2 separate regions of the Homo sapiens genome follow, and region 2 is linked to region 1. The links are chromatin contacts, found by Hi-C or POLR2A ChIA-PET in ENCODE. All regions are on one chromosome and are shown on one strand. The core of a region is the stretch at or near the end of the contact, and the rest is flanking DNA. Distances in the headings are between cores, read along the strand shown.

Evidence for each region. A loop is a pair of places that touch in the nucleus more often than their neighbours do. ChIA-PET counts read pairs that join two places held with the same protein, here RNA polymerase II (POLR2A).
Region 2: a map of endothelial cell of hepatic sinusoid shows a loop between it and region 1 (4-fold over the local background). The contact joins two enhancer-like sites. A Hi-C loop is called at or near these places in 1 of 168 maps with a recorded cell type or tissue (endothelial cell of hepatic sinusoid). POLR2A ChIA-PET finds 5 or more read pairs at or near these places in 1 of 52 experiments (MCF 10A).

Annotation. Positions count from the first base shown.
Region 1 is chr6:10,311,310-10,318,419 of GRCh38, forward strand. No RefSeq gene overlaps it. Among named protein-coding and RNA genes, the nearest start is that of TFAP2A-AS2, 90 kb to the right of the region's middle. RefSeq lists an enhancer at 3,653-4,374. Within about 2 kb of position 5,167, at least 5 of the 41 ENCODE cell types and tissues checked have a DNase peak (open chromatin) inside an H3K27ac peak, as active enhancers do.
Region 2 is chr6:10,232,163-10,239,768 of GRCh38, forward strand. No RefSeq gene overlaps it. Among named protein-coding and RNA genes, the nearest start is that of TFAP2A-AS2, 170 kb to the right of the region's middle. Within about 2 kb of position 5,674, at least 3 of the 41 ENCODE cell types and tissues checked have a DNase peak (open chromatin) inside an H3K27ac peak, as active enhancers do.

The DNA of each region.
Region 1 (7,110 bases), core at 3,917-6,416:
CATGGAAATAAAATTACAAGAAAAAAATCAATATACGGTTGTTAAATGTAGCCTGCATTTAAGAGCCATAACCATATTTTACTGTTAAATGCTACGGTTTACTCATTAGGAATTCCTAAGCAGGCTGAGACAGCAAAAGGCAAACACAGCATTCTGGTATGTTTAAAAGAAAATTTGTACGCAAGGTACACTTTTTGTTTTTTTAATGTCCCGTATCTGGGACTTTGAAAAAAAAATCGGAATCATTTAGTTGGATGTACTGTTTCCAAACAAATGCATTCCAACAACCACTTGCATTTCTATTACTCTGAATTAATTGATCAGAGCATGAAGTGGGCGCTGAGAAAGGTGAGAAGCTACGCTTGTTTTGTTTCACAGATTTCCATACAAAATGAAATTTCAGGCCAGGAGCGGTGACTCATGCCTGTAATTCCAGCACTTTGGGAGGCTGAAACTGGAGGATCGCTTGAGCCCAAGAATTCAAGACCAGCCTGGGCAACATAGTAAGACCTCATCTCTACAAATAATTTTAAAAATTAGCTGCGTGTGGTGATGTGTGCCTGTGGTTCCAGCCACTCAGGAGGCTGAGGTAGGAGGATCACTTGAGCCCAGGAGGTCAAGGCTACAGTAAGCAGTGATCATGCCACTGCACTCCAGCCTGGGCAACAGAGTGAGATCCTATCTCAAACGAAAAAAAAAATGAACTTTAATATTTGGTTGTGTTTATTGTTGCATGATCTCTAGGAAAACTTTCCAAAAAAAAAAAAAAAAAGGGTAAGGAAAGACAAACTGAACTTCTGTTTCACGTGTCTGAAAAACTCCCACCTTTGGGACATTTCTGAGCAATACTTAAAAATGTTCTAGGCTGGGTGCGGTGGCTTATGCCTGTAATCCCAGCACTTTGGGAGGCCAAGGCAGGTGGATCACTTGAGGTCAGGAATTCGAGACCAGCCTGGCCAACATCCTGTCTCTACTAAAAACACCAAAAAAATTAGCCAGGTGTGGTGGCGCATGCCTGTAGTCCCAGCTACTAGGTAGGCTGAGGCAGAAGAATCGCTTGAACCCAGGAGGCGGAAGTTGCAGTGAGCTGAGATCGCGCCACTGCACTCCAGCCTGGGCGACAGAGACTCTGTCTCAAAAAAAAAAAAAAAAAGAAAGAAAGAAAGAAAGAAATGTTCTATAAGCAGAATCACTGAAACAAAAATCAATCACATTCATTTCATACGCTAAATATAGTCAGTGGTTTTTACCAGCTTTCTTTAGAAAATAAATGTATCTTCAAAGGGAGCTGCCGCAGCCAGGGAGTCCGCTGAGTGAGTAGGTTTACTTTGTGGTCTCTGTTTTACCGCGGAGAAAATGGCTAATCTGAGTTTCGAATTACAGCGCTTCCTTCCCAGGAACCCTACCTGCTTTTAGTCTGGTGCTCAATTTGCACGAACTGTCGCCGCTGTTTGTTGATATGGCTTCCATATTCAGAAACCCCACATACTACTCAAGACTAGGAAGCACGTCATAGCCTGCCCTGATTTTAAATAAAGTTTTACATTTTGCTTTGATAGTATAGGATACTATATTCCCTTTCCTGAGGTTGGGAGTTCGAGACAAGCCTGGCCAACATGGTGAAACCCCGTCTCTACTAAAAATACAAAAAAATTAGCTGGGCGTGGTGGTGGGCGCTTGGAGGCCGAGACCGGAGAATCATTTGAACCTGGGAGGTGGAGGTTGCAGTGAGCCAAGATCACATTGCACTCCAGCCTGGGCGACAAGAGCAAAACTCGGTCTCAAAAAAATCAAAAAAATAAAAACAGAAAGGACCCAGTTTTTCAAGTGTAGTCAATTTTATCCAGCCTCAAAATTTTTATTTTATTTTACTTATTTTTTATTGCTCCTTATGGGGCAGGGCTACCCCATAGGCAGTGTCCCCAGAGTAGCACAGCCTCAAAATATTAAGAAGTACTTACCTTACTCATTTCTAAGACCAATTGTATTCCTTTTCTCTTCATGCACAGAAATCTTGTATAGAGAAGTAGTTTCACATTGAAACACTTTATTCAAAATATTTTAAATTCTAAGTGGCCTCATGGACATTTTAATACGTGACATTTATAAGACAAATCAGACTGTAAGCTTCTAGCAGACCAAGAATAGGCAGATGTATTAGTTTCTATATTATATTTAACAGTGTCATATAGTTAAGTTATTACTAAATAGTGATTGCATTAACAGGACCCATGCTATTATCTAGTGCCTCCTTAGGTTTGACAATGTTTTCCTTTTCTGTAATGAACTACAGATCTGGCTTGCACATGATTTTTACAATTTTAGCTTTGATTTCAGAAATGTACATGTTTAAGAATAAATTAAATAGCTGCAAGTCCATAAAAAAATCTGTGTGTGTGTTTGTGTGTGCACTCCCATAAACTTGCTTTAAGACCAGCAGACTGAGGCCCTTGAGATTTTAATAAATATGTCCAGGGTCATATAATTGTTGGTTACTTTGGTTCATCTAATAATGAAAACATAACTCTCATTCTTTGTGTTCTTACAATACTTTTCAGGGTCTCAGAGCTCTTTCCCAAGAGTGTTTCACACCTGCTTGTTTGCCCTCAGCCTCGGTGGCGGAGCAGATCCCTCCAAGTAAACAGCTACATCCCCACGGTGCCTGTAACAACTCACAAAGCGTGCAGTCCCTAAACCCCACTCCGAGGAAGGCCCTTAAACTAAAGCCACTCCCATGTAATTCACCCTTGGTAGAATCTAAGATCAGTCTCTGTTGCCATCAGTTTCACTGTAGGGTAAATAATGTTTGAGTTCCTGGAAATGTCTCCTTATTTTCTGTTCTTGCAGTTCCACGAATAAGTATCCCAAAATAAGGGCAAAACATGAGCATTTTGAAAACATTTGTTTTCCAACCTGCCGGCTGCATTTTCCACCAAGGCATTGGACACGCACTCTGACTGAGCCCGCACATTCCCCACAGGCCAACTGCCTTTGACGTCAGTGGGAGCTTGGCCTTCTCGAAGACAGAGGCAAAGATAATATTTGCAAAGTCAGCTTTGCAAAATTCAGCTTTTCTCCGCTTTGCTGCAGATTGAATGATAAGCCTGGGACCAGCAGAGATAACGTTTCACAGGGGTTTCCCTATCTGGACCCTCCTACCAAATTCGTGGAAATCAGTCTTTAAGAAAACCGGACGAGCCACTCATAATGGCCTGGCCACCACACCTGTCTGATAGCATCTCAGCTACTCCCTTCAAAGACAACAACGGGGTAGCAATTTTTTTAAATGCCTCTGTTACAATACAGTATATTTTACTCACTGCACCAAAATGTCAGCACAATGGAAAACAGATTGTTTACGCTGACCCAAGGATAAATATTTACGAGCCAGCAAATACAAACCTTGTCAAAGTCGACTGGTCAACAAGCAATCTTCCAGGAGAGGGACCCATTTTATGAAGGGTGTGTACTTTCTGACGTCAGCCATTTTGCAAGGGGACATTTGGGGACACTGTTGTCAAAAAGAATCCTCCGTTTCACGGGCTACATAGCAGCAACTGCCATACCAAATATCTTTTCTGCCATTCCTGAATCTCAGACAGAGACTTCTCTCTCTAGAAATAAAGACAGTCTAGGGGAAAAAACAGTGGTGGAGAGATAAAATCTTTAAAATGTTGCATTAGGAGTTCTTCTCTTTTCCTCCCTTTACTTTGTGTGAGGACAGTGACTGCCGCAGCTAGCCGCTCCCTCAGCCACCCTGAATGTATAGTTGCCTCCAGTGCCCCAGGGCCAGAAGAGATTTCTTTACGGGAGATGCAATCAGCTCTAACCAATCAGTAAGAAGGGTTAATCAGCTGATCGATTGGTCCCTGAGCAGCTGGGACCTGGCTCCTCTCTGACTGGCTCTAGCCTGGCCTTGGGGTAAGAGGTTGGGAACTTTTAATTATCCACAGCAGCCACTGCTCTGATTGAATGGTCAATGGGTTTACTACTGAGGCGGCGCTGCTTGAATAATAATAGAAAACAATGTGGATGCCGGCAAGTGCAAACAGAGGGCCAGAAAAGGCACTTGGATATGTAGAATGCACGTTAAGATGAGTTAATTGCCTGGCAGAAACCAAATTTCAAAGGTCTTGAAAGGTGTTTTATGGAAGCAGAGTAGATGCTTGGGGAGGCATCAGCGAGATCACATTTTTTTCTTTTGTGACTCTTGGGTCTGTGACCATTGCTGGCTACACAATGTTGCCCCAGGACAAAGGATAACTTGCTTACCCCAGTGGTTAAAGAAATGATCACTGGAGGAAATCTGTATTTTGACATTTGCAGGCACTGTCAGGGTTTAATTATTTTTCTTTGTAAACTTCCTTGAAAAATAATCATTCCCTAGTTCCACTATGTAAGATGTGCTCATGGGGTGGGGAGGTTGGGTGGCATAATTAAATCATGCCAAGAAATATAGCGTTAACACCCAAAGGTTTTTAAAAGCTTTGTTCGACTGTGTGTTGTGGAGATCTTTCTACTTCACCCTCCCTAAGCAGAATAAATCATCAATCCAATAACTCACTACAATATGCTGATCTTTCCTTTCCCGGGTTAAACAGCTCACTCGTAGTGGTTCCTTCTTCCCTTGAACATAAAAACCAACAAGTGCCTCCAAATAAAAATGGTATTTGTGTTCAAGTCCTCTGAGAGTGTCACAGTGGAGGCAAATGCCCCAAAAGGGCAAACAGCTCCATGCCCTGGCAGTGGGGTTAGCAAAAGATGTAAGCAATTTCACAGAACTGCTGAAAAGGATGTTTGAGTTCAATTTTTTTAAAAAAAAGAAAGAATAGTCCATTTGGCACAGAGACTCACGTTTGGAGGGGTGGTGGGAAAAGGCAACTAGACCCCTCTGGAAGGTATCCCCTGGAATCCTGGTCAAGATCTTCAAATTATCAGAGATCAGAAATCATCCTATTTCAGCAGATTCCACGTTAAAAATGTGCCTTTCTCCAGTGATCTCACATAAACACTAGAGCTCATCAGGCTCCGCTGGAGTCATTACTATTTATATTACCATACCCTGGCTGTGTGCAGTCAATTCATAATTGTCCAGTTTTTCTAATTAATCACAAAAGATTTTTGTTTTGCCTGCAGCTAGTTCTGGGGTGACTCACGACGGCAAGCCAAAGCTCATACATCAAACACAGGCCCTCTCTCACTCCAGCCTTCTGCTGGGAAGGCTGCTCTGCGCCTCTCGACCAAAGAGGCACGCACTGGGCATGTGCGGCCCCGGGCGCAGGAGAAGCCGGAGATCCGTCCTCTACTGTGTGACTTGTTATTTTTATCTGATGCTTGCATTCTCGGGCCAAGTCAGACCCAAAGAGCACGGCCAGGTTTCTAAATTCAGAGCCCTGTTGCTCTGGTTCCTGTTCCTCCCTCTTTTCTGTGTTCCTCCTCGTTGTCTTTCATCAAATTAAGACTATAGTGCTTCCAAGAGAGAGATTAGGACATCATTTTTCATATTCTTCAGTCCTTTCAATGGTGACCTTTTATGGAGGCAACAACAAAGAATGTCACCAGAAGAAGGAGGGAAGAAAGCACAGCTTCTGCATTTTATTCTACCAAATCCACATCAAGGCAGGGCAGGAGGAAATATCTTTTTTTTTTTTTTTTTTGACTGAGTTTTGCTCTTGTTGCCCAGGCTGAAGTGCAATGGCGCAATCGCAGCTCACCGCAACCTCTGCCTCCCGGGTTCAAGGGATTCTCCTGCCTCAGCCTCCCGAGTAGCTAGGATTACAGGCATACGCCACCATGCCCAGCTAATTTTTTGTGTGTTTTTAGTGGAGACGGGGTTTCTCCAATTTGGTCAGGCTGGTCTCGAACTCTCGACCTCAGGTGATCCCCCCACCTTCGCCTCCCAAAGTGCTGGGATTACAGGCGTGAGCCACCCACCTGGCCGGACATATCTATTTAATGTGCAGTTTATCTTACTGAAAGGTATTTCGGCAGGTGACCCGTTGGAAATGTGTCTGGTGCAAATAACCTCTAGGATTGCTAGGAAGGGGCCCAGGGCCACCACTGGCCTGAGTCAAAGCAGCTGGGTTTGCCTAATAGAAATGATCAGAGGGTCAACTGGAAGGAGGCAGGCAGAGGCCGCCTGTGTAACCTGCATTGCATGTGAAGAATTTCAAGGTGAGATCAATCTATTTGGAAGATCTTGTTTGATCACATTCGGTCTGCGTAGGCGTTGGCACAGGGTCAGCACAGTGACAGGAAAAAGCATGGCGCTTGCTCTATGAAATCTTCAGGACTCAAGCAGATGCTTTGGAACTGTCAGATGACTCCTAGTTGCTGATTTTATATATTGATTAATTTTGCAAGCCTCATATACTTAATACTATTCTTGATATGTCCTGATAGCAGATATAGTCCATGTAGCACCGGATATAAACTTTTCCTTGTGTAAGACACTGTTTACAAGTCCACAATGCTCCCACCTGCCGATCTCCCCAAACCCCACTTGTCCTTTAGGTTTAACTAGATATCACCTCTGCTGAGAACTCAGTCTCCCCTGACCACTCACCCCCCATCCCCAGACACCTGTTCCTGACACCTGTGAGATGCGTCTTTTCTGCACTCCCGTCAAAGCCTATGCTGCCTGTGTCATAGCACACGTCACAGGCTGTTGAAATTACTTTTGTGCCTGCCTGCTTCCCTCGCATGGCCATGTGCCCTGTGAGAGGAGGGATCGTGGTGCTCATCCTAAGCTCGGCCCGTGACTCCATGTGTGCCTCCAGGAGAGAAATACCTCTGAGAAGAGATTTATCATTGGATGGGAAGGTCATAGTGAGTGTGAAGGAGAACGATGATGAAACTTAACTTTTTAGATTTATTTCCCAAGTTATTTACCCTTCTAGTGTTACCTTCACCTGTCCACCCCCTCACTGGTGCCCTATTCTGTTAACTCCAGAGAATTCAGTCTCCCTCGCCAGCCCCTGCATTCTTTAGTTCATTTTGAATCATAACAACAATAAAATTGAAGAACGCTCTTATTGTCTCCTGATTAGGGAGAGCCAAGCATACCTGGAGTTGTGTTTTGGCTCTTGGCTCTCTCCCTTTCTGCAACCT
Region 2 (7,606 bases), core at 4,424-6,923, 79 kb before region 1:
AACATTAGCCAACAGAAAGATACGGTGGCTAGGCTATACTACCACTGAACAACAACAAAAACCTTTAAGAAAAAAGTATTCCTAAAGATAACATGGTCACTCTATATTAACAAAACCTTCAATCTACAAAAAAAGCTGTAATAGTTCTAAACGTTTACATACTTAATAATAAATCCTAAAAATATGGTTAGCATTAGAGTAGAAAAAGTATTAACTAAATTATAAGGACAATTTACAAATCAACCATCTTTGTAGAATATTTTAATGCAAACTTATCAGTTATAGTTAAATCAAGCAAAGAAAAACAATGAAAAATAAAAAGACAGGACATTTTAACAGCCCAATTAACAAGTTTGGATTTATATATTACCCAACAATTGAAGAATATATATTCATTTTCAAATACCCAGCATATTTTTGAATAGGCCACATGCTACACTATGAAACAAGTCTCAACATATTTCAAAGAATTCATATCATATGGGCAAATTCTTTCACAACAATAAAATTAGGTTAAAAATCAATAACAAAAAGAAAACTAGATTTTTAAAAAATCATTTGGAAATTTAAGTCGTACTTTCCAATAACTTATGAGTAAAAAAAGAAAAGAAATTAGAAGAGAGTCAAAATGAAAACATACTGAAAATACACATATTGAACTGAAATGTTACTAACAGAAGTGTTTTTTGTTTTAGGTGCTTATATTAGAAAAGAAACGGTTGAAAATGCACAAAACATCCAGCTTCAGAAGTTAGATAAAAGGCAGGAAAGTTAAATTTAAGAAAGCAGAAAGTGGGCAAAAATAAAGAAAAGCAAATTAGTAAAACAGAAAACAAACATACAATAAATATCAACAAAGCCAAAATTTAGTTCTTAGGAAAAACTAGTTAAATTGACAACCTCTTGCAAGATTAATCAAGAGAAAAGAAAGAAGATATAAAGAAACATTATTAGGGATGAATACAAAGGCATAACCACAGATGCTATAAAGATCTAAAAAGATAATAAAACATTATGAATAAGAAACCAATAAATTTTCAAAAATTATACAAAATGGAGAAATTCACAGAAAGAAATTTAACTTACAAAACTGACTCAGAAAGAACCAGAATGCCAAATTAGTTCTATGACTATTAATGTAATCCAAATTTCTCACAAAGGCAGCAGGCCCAGACTTTTATGGCAAGTTCAGCAAACTTTTAAAGAACTTATCAATCCAATGTTATCCAATTTTCCAGAAAAAAGTGGGAATACTCTTCAACTTATTTTATGATGTTGGATACTGTATACAGGACCCTATACATAGGAACTGTATAAAAAAGGGATATTACAAGCAAATTTCACATATTAACACAGATGTAATACCTAAAAAAGATATTAAGAAAACAAATATGTTTTTAAAAGTTAATACATACAGACCAAATTGGTTTATTGTTAGAAAATTGATTGGTTTATTGTTAGAAAATTGATTAATTCACCACTTTGGTTAAAAGAGAAAACCATTTGATTATCTTAATACGTGCAAGGGGCATAGAGCATTAAAAAAACACATTTTGCGAACTAAAAATTGACAGGAACATCTTAACCTCATAATGAGAATTTAAACAAACTAATGCAAATACTATATTTAACAGTGGTACAATCATAGCTCACTGTAACCTCTAACTCCTAGGCTCAAGGCATCCTTGTGCCTCAGCCTCCAAAGAAACCAGGGCTACAGGCACATGCCACCACACTCAGCTAATTTTTTTATTTTTCGTAGAGACAAGGTCTCCCTCTGTTGCCAAGATTGGTCTTGACCTCCTGGCCTCAAGTGATCCTCCTGCCTCAGCCTCCCAAAGTGCTGGGATTCTACGTGTGCACCACCATGCCCAGCTTGCACTGGCTTTAAAATTAGAAAAAAATGACACACATGACCATCTTATTCACGATGTACTGGAAGGCCTACCCAGTATGATAGGAGAGCAAAACAAGAAAAGCTTCAAAAGGAGTATGATTAGAAAAAATATCACTAGTGTTCTTCATTCTAAACCCCAAAGAACCTATAGTAAATGTTTGGCATTTGTGCTCAGCAATGTTACTAAAACAAAACAACTAAAAAAGCTAATTGCATTTCTACGCACCAGAAACAAATAAGTAGAAATTAAAATTTTTAAATGATATTATTTACAGAAGTAAAAACGATGGGGAAAATGTAAGCAGCGTGGACGAGGCACTGAATGTCTCAAAGAAGATGAGACACGCAAGAAGGTAGGTGGCTGAGTTGCCATGATAAAAGGCTGTGGTCAAACAGGATAATTGAATTTAAGATTCCAGAGGTGAAGCCACTCTGTGTGATGACAAGGGCCAAGGCATTCAGCAAATGGCTGAACAGAAGCAGAGGTACCAGTAACTTCATCATTTCCTTCTAAGAGGTATTGGACAGGAGAATCTGTTTGTAGGCATGGAGAAGAGTCCATAGGTCTTGTCGAGAGATTGTTTTAGTATGTTTTGATTCAGATCAGTAAATGTAGCAAAAATGCTTTCATTCTCATTTTTCTATAACGAATAAAAACATGTTTTGTTTGTATTTATTGTATGATCGTCTGGCTTAAGGGTGCAGAAGATGGAGAATGCAACTCCCAGACACAACCACCCAGGAAATAGTACTGGAAAAAAATCAGGAATATTTACTTTCAAAATTCACAATTCTTATAACAAATAAATGTATCAACTACAAACATGTGCATGCTTGTGTTTTTGTGTGTATGTTTTGTGGGCAAACACTCTAAATCGGATTATAGGAAATTGCCATCTTTGTAGTCATATAAGTCAATATCAGCAATTGCATATTTTCATATTTTCTGGGTCTGCTATATGAAAATACTGACCAAGCTGAAAAGATTGGTTTTACAGATAAAGGGGATGGGGTGTTACCACACTACTTTATGTTTTTACAGAAAAAAAAACAAAAACAAGCACGGCTAAGTGGCAATTATATTTTGCTACTATTGCCAATATGATTCTATTAACTATGTTAAGAAGCTATAAAGTAAAATATTTTGCTGGTTACTTCTTTAGTCAACTCGAGTAGATATTATCTCTTGACTAATGAATAAAGGTTCATTTGATTATAAAATGCAGTAGTATATTAGTGTGATCTTGGCGCATATTATATGTGGTACAATAGCTAACTGGCATAGATTCTAATTCCGATGCTTTTATGTAGGCCTTGCTTCCCTATTAAAATTGGAAGTGTTAATTTGCCAGTAATCACTCCACTTTCTCCTATCGTCTAGCAAAAAGGACAGGCCCTTACTGCATGGATAAAATGTAGTAATGCATTTAGTGCTAGGCCATGATTTTAGACCTCCAGCTGTTTTACTGGTTGTATAACTAAAAATAAGATAATGTTATGCTGGGTAACCACGGCTTTTGTAGGCATTCACATTTTACAAATCACTGCACAGTATGCAAACCATTATATTTTTTAAATGCTTAAATCCGACCTGGGAGTCTCACACTTCCATTATTAAAGAAGAGCTTGCTAGACTGTGAAGTGGTCTGAATCCTGGAAAGGGAAGCTGGTGGGCTGAGTTTATACTGTCCGAAAAATTCCTCCACACTACCCATTCCTGAAGCCCGGTTGAAAACAGGCATTCCTTGCCGTCAACGATGAAGAGCAGAATTGTCAAAGGTTGATGGGGTTTTTTATTTTTATTTTTATTTGATCTGTAAACCTCCTACTTATTCAAATAATGCAAACCAGAGAGCAGTATATTGAGCAAGAACAGTGGCGAGAAATAGCATGCCTCTCTAAACAGGCTTACATTAAAAATGAAGGATCAGAGGAAAGAACTTTGCTGGTTCACATCATGCAAACACATAAAAGTCCTGTGATATTTATACTTCTGTGATCTAATCAGAAGCCCAAAGCATGCTGTCTTTAACTGATTTATTTGTTTTGCATGAAAGCATTGATAAATAAGTAGAGCTATCCTGAGCCACATTTTTACAATGGCATCTGCTTTCAGAAATCCCAGTCATTCAGAACAAATGCTCCTGGAGCACAGTGTCCCACATAGACACAAATACTGGTAAGGACTTGGTGAAACTGTACGGTATCTGAAATTGCTCTCAAGGTTCTATGGATGATTTACATTAAAAACAACAACAACCCGACGACGACAACTGAGATGGCCTTTAACTTCTCCAAACACTGCATCCCATATAGAAACCCGAGTTTATGTAGAGGCATCTAAAGCTCATATAAATGTGGTTGCATTCCCTACTTGGGCAGGGAAGACAGAGATCCCTGGGAAGCGAAATGATTCAGGTGTCAGTCAATCAAGGCCAAATAAAAAGCAAAACGTGTGTAATTAGAAGTGCATACATGTTCAAGCAATGTTAGCTGATTCTTAGATCCAAATTTTAACTCGCTTTTAATCACCGAGTGAGTAGTTGGGAGGCTGATCATAGGAATGGAAGAGAGAAAATAGGCTTGTCTGTGACTTCCAACCATTACAATGTTGGTCGAGGGGCCAGAGAGGAACCAAAGGGATTTGGGAGGGTGTATTTGAAAAATGAGACTTAGTATATAGGAAATGAGATTAGAAATCACTCCATGTGTGAGCTTTTAGGAGTGGATTTCTATGTGGGATTGCTAGAGGGAGAGGGACAAGGTTATTGATTCTGTGAAAAAAAGTGAAGGTACAAAGATCAGTCAAAAATGTAGTGTTCCTGGGAATCCAGAAAAATTAAGGTGTATAAAACTCATCTTTTCTAACAAGTTCCTCATGTTCTTCAAGAGTGAAGACTAGAATCCCTTCCTTCCCCAGCCTTTGTCTCCTGCACAGGTACTGTTCGCTACTCTTAAGGATGCAAAACTGGGTCTTCCATTAAGGCAGGAATGGGCAGGACTCCGTTGGTCTAAAATGTATCTCCTATGGGGCCAGGCATGGTGGCTCATGCCTGTAATCCCAGCACTTTGGGAGGCCGCGGCAGGCAGATCCCCTGAGGTCAGGAGTTCGAGACCAGCTGGACAACATGGCAAAACCCCATCTCTACCAAAAATACAAAAATTAGCCAGGTGGTACGTGTCTGTAGTCCCAGCTACTCAGGAGACTGAGGCAGGAGAAGCACTTGAACCCAGGAGGCAGAGGTTGCAGTGAGCCGAGATCATGCCATTGCACTCCAGCCTGAGCAACAAGAGCGAAACTCCATCTCAAACTAAATAAATAAATAAAAATAAAATATATCTCCTGTTGGGTTTGGCTCGGGATCTTTAGAGCCAGAGGGGAACTTAGAATCCGTCTGGTGCAAACCTCTAATTTTATACACAGGGACCTGTGACACAGAGACGTTAAGTGGTTTGCCTGAGGTCACACAGCTAATAAGCCATGAATTAAGCCAAATCTTTCTGAGCCTAAGTCGTGTCTTCAAGTTAATAGTACCAGACTGTCTGTACTTTCAATTCTTTCCACTCCAAAAAGGCAACTGGGAATGGTGAAACTAATTCTTCAAAATCATACCTATCCCCTTCACAAGGGACAAAATCAAATGTCAGAAGATAAAATGTCACAAGCCATGCTTTGGCATGGACATGAAGCACAGTCTGAGAGCCTGTCTGAGTGGACAAGAGGCTGTGGCTGAGGAGTGGCCAGTGACGAGCAGGGTGTGGACAGAGGCCTCACCTCCCCTCGGAGCGCCAGATGGCAAGCACAACTTCTCTTTGAGTCACCAAATCACTGAGTCACACCTTTCCTTTCTGGCTGACTCCAGCTTAATCCGAAGGGTGAGGTGAATATTCCCAGTCCTAAACTGAAGACTGTGCCTTTTTTTTCTAGGGAAAATGAAAGACCTAAGGAACTTAGCTTGGGGTTTGGTTGTTCTTTTGAAGCTTAACAATATCTGCATCTCAGGCCAAATTAACAATTCACATATATGTATATAAAAACATAAACATATATATACATTATATGTACATAAACATATATATACATAAACATATATATACATAAACATATATATACACACCATAAACATATATATTAAAAAACCATAAAACAAAAACAAAGGCCAACTTTTAACATATATAATGTATAATACATATTATACATTATATATGCTTGACATGTTAAAGTATTATATAATACATATATATGTATTGTATATGCTTAACATATATGTTTAACATAGATAATACATACATATTATATAACTATATATGTTTAATATACATATGCTTAATATATATGTTTAACATATATATGTTAAAGTTGGCCTTTGTTTTTGTTTTACGGGTTTTTTTAATGTCCTAAAAAAGCCCTAGGGCCTTTGTAAGCATTTTCAAATAATGCCAAGTTCTTAACATTATCCTTTGAAGCCCTGCAAGTTCCAGCCAATTTGGCCCCTACTGTCTTCAAGTTTAAGTGCAACACTTTTACTTCAGAAAAATTAAACAACAGACATATGACATGAAGTCATCTAAGTATGTTGATGCTGTGTCTTCACATTTGCACCAGGTCCACAGATACGACCCCTCCACTCTCAGCCAATCCAGCTCCTAGGATTCAACGTTCTGAAATCCAGGCTCTTTTCGATCAGCTCATTGAAAGCGCGTTACCTCTGCACTCTGCCCTATCCCCACCTTCCTGGCTGTCCCATGTCTCAGCCTAATGACAACATATTAACTAATTTACTTTATCAGTCTTGTGGTTGCTGGGAAAATATTTCACAGATTAGATAACTTATTGAAGAAGGCTGAAAGTGCCTCTTCTCTCTAGCCTTGTGGCAATTAGTAGTCACTCAGCCCACCTACAGTTTGGTTCCCATCTCTGGAAGGTGCCCGGATGTTCTGAAGCCCTTCCTCTCATTCTTCCTTAACTATGCCAGGTATTCTGGAAAACTGAAAGGCCAGAATAACATCTCATTTCTCTCCCACTTCCCCCAAAATATTATATTCATTGAGTAGAGAAGCTTTTGACAAGGAAAGTCTTCAATAAACAAATAAAGCAGGCTTTTTTTAAAACTCTGAAGTTATCTCAAAGCAGATATCACATTCAAAAGATGATGAGAATTAGGCTTTCCCCCACCCACCAATCACTCTACTGAAAGCCATTAATATTATTAGTTGCAAATCCATTAGGTTAAATTGCCTCATCACATTTTCTAGACCATGATCTAGGAAATGTAAAGATGAGGGGTAAAGAGTGAGGACAGATTCCCCTGGAAGAGAAGTTATGACCACTCAGCAGGCAAGATTTTTCTACTGAAAGGGGGCAGTTCAGTGGGATTCTCTTAATGTGAAACCCTAGGGTTTCACATTAAACTTGTTAGTGTATAACTAGCACCCTTGCTTTTGCTAATTATATAAACCTGTTAGCTGCTATTATTTCTTGACCATTTCTTTAGTCAGTGTTGCCCACTCCCTAAGTTTAAAAAAGTTACATAAAGTTGTATTCATACCTCATCAGTGGGTGATGCTTCTGTATCTTTGTCCTCTGAAGATGATGTGGAGAGATAGCCCATCAACAGTGCCTTCTATAGCTCTAGAGATACCCTCCCTGGTCTCCGAGACTTTGGCTGTTAAGTTTGGTGCTGCTCAACATTTTAATATTTTTATTAT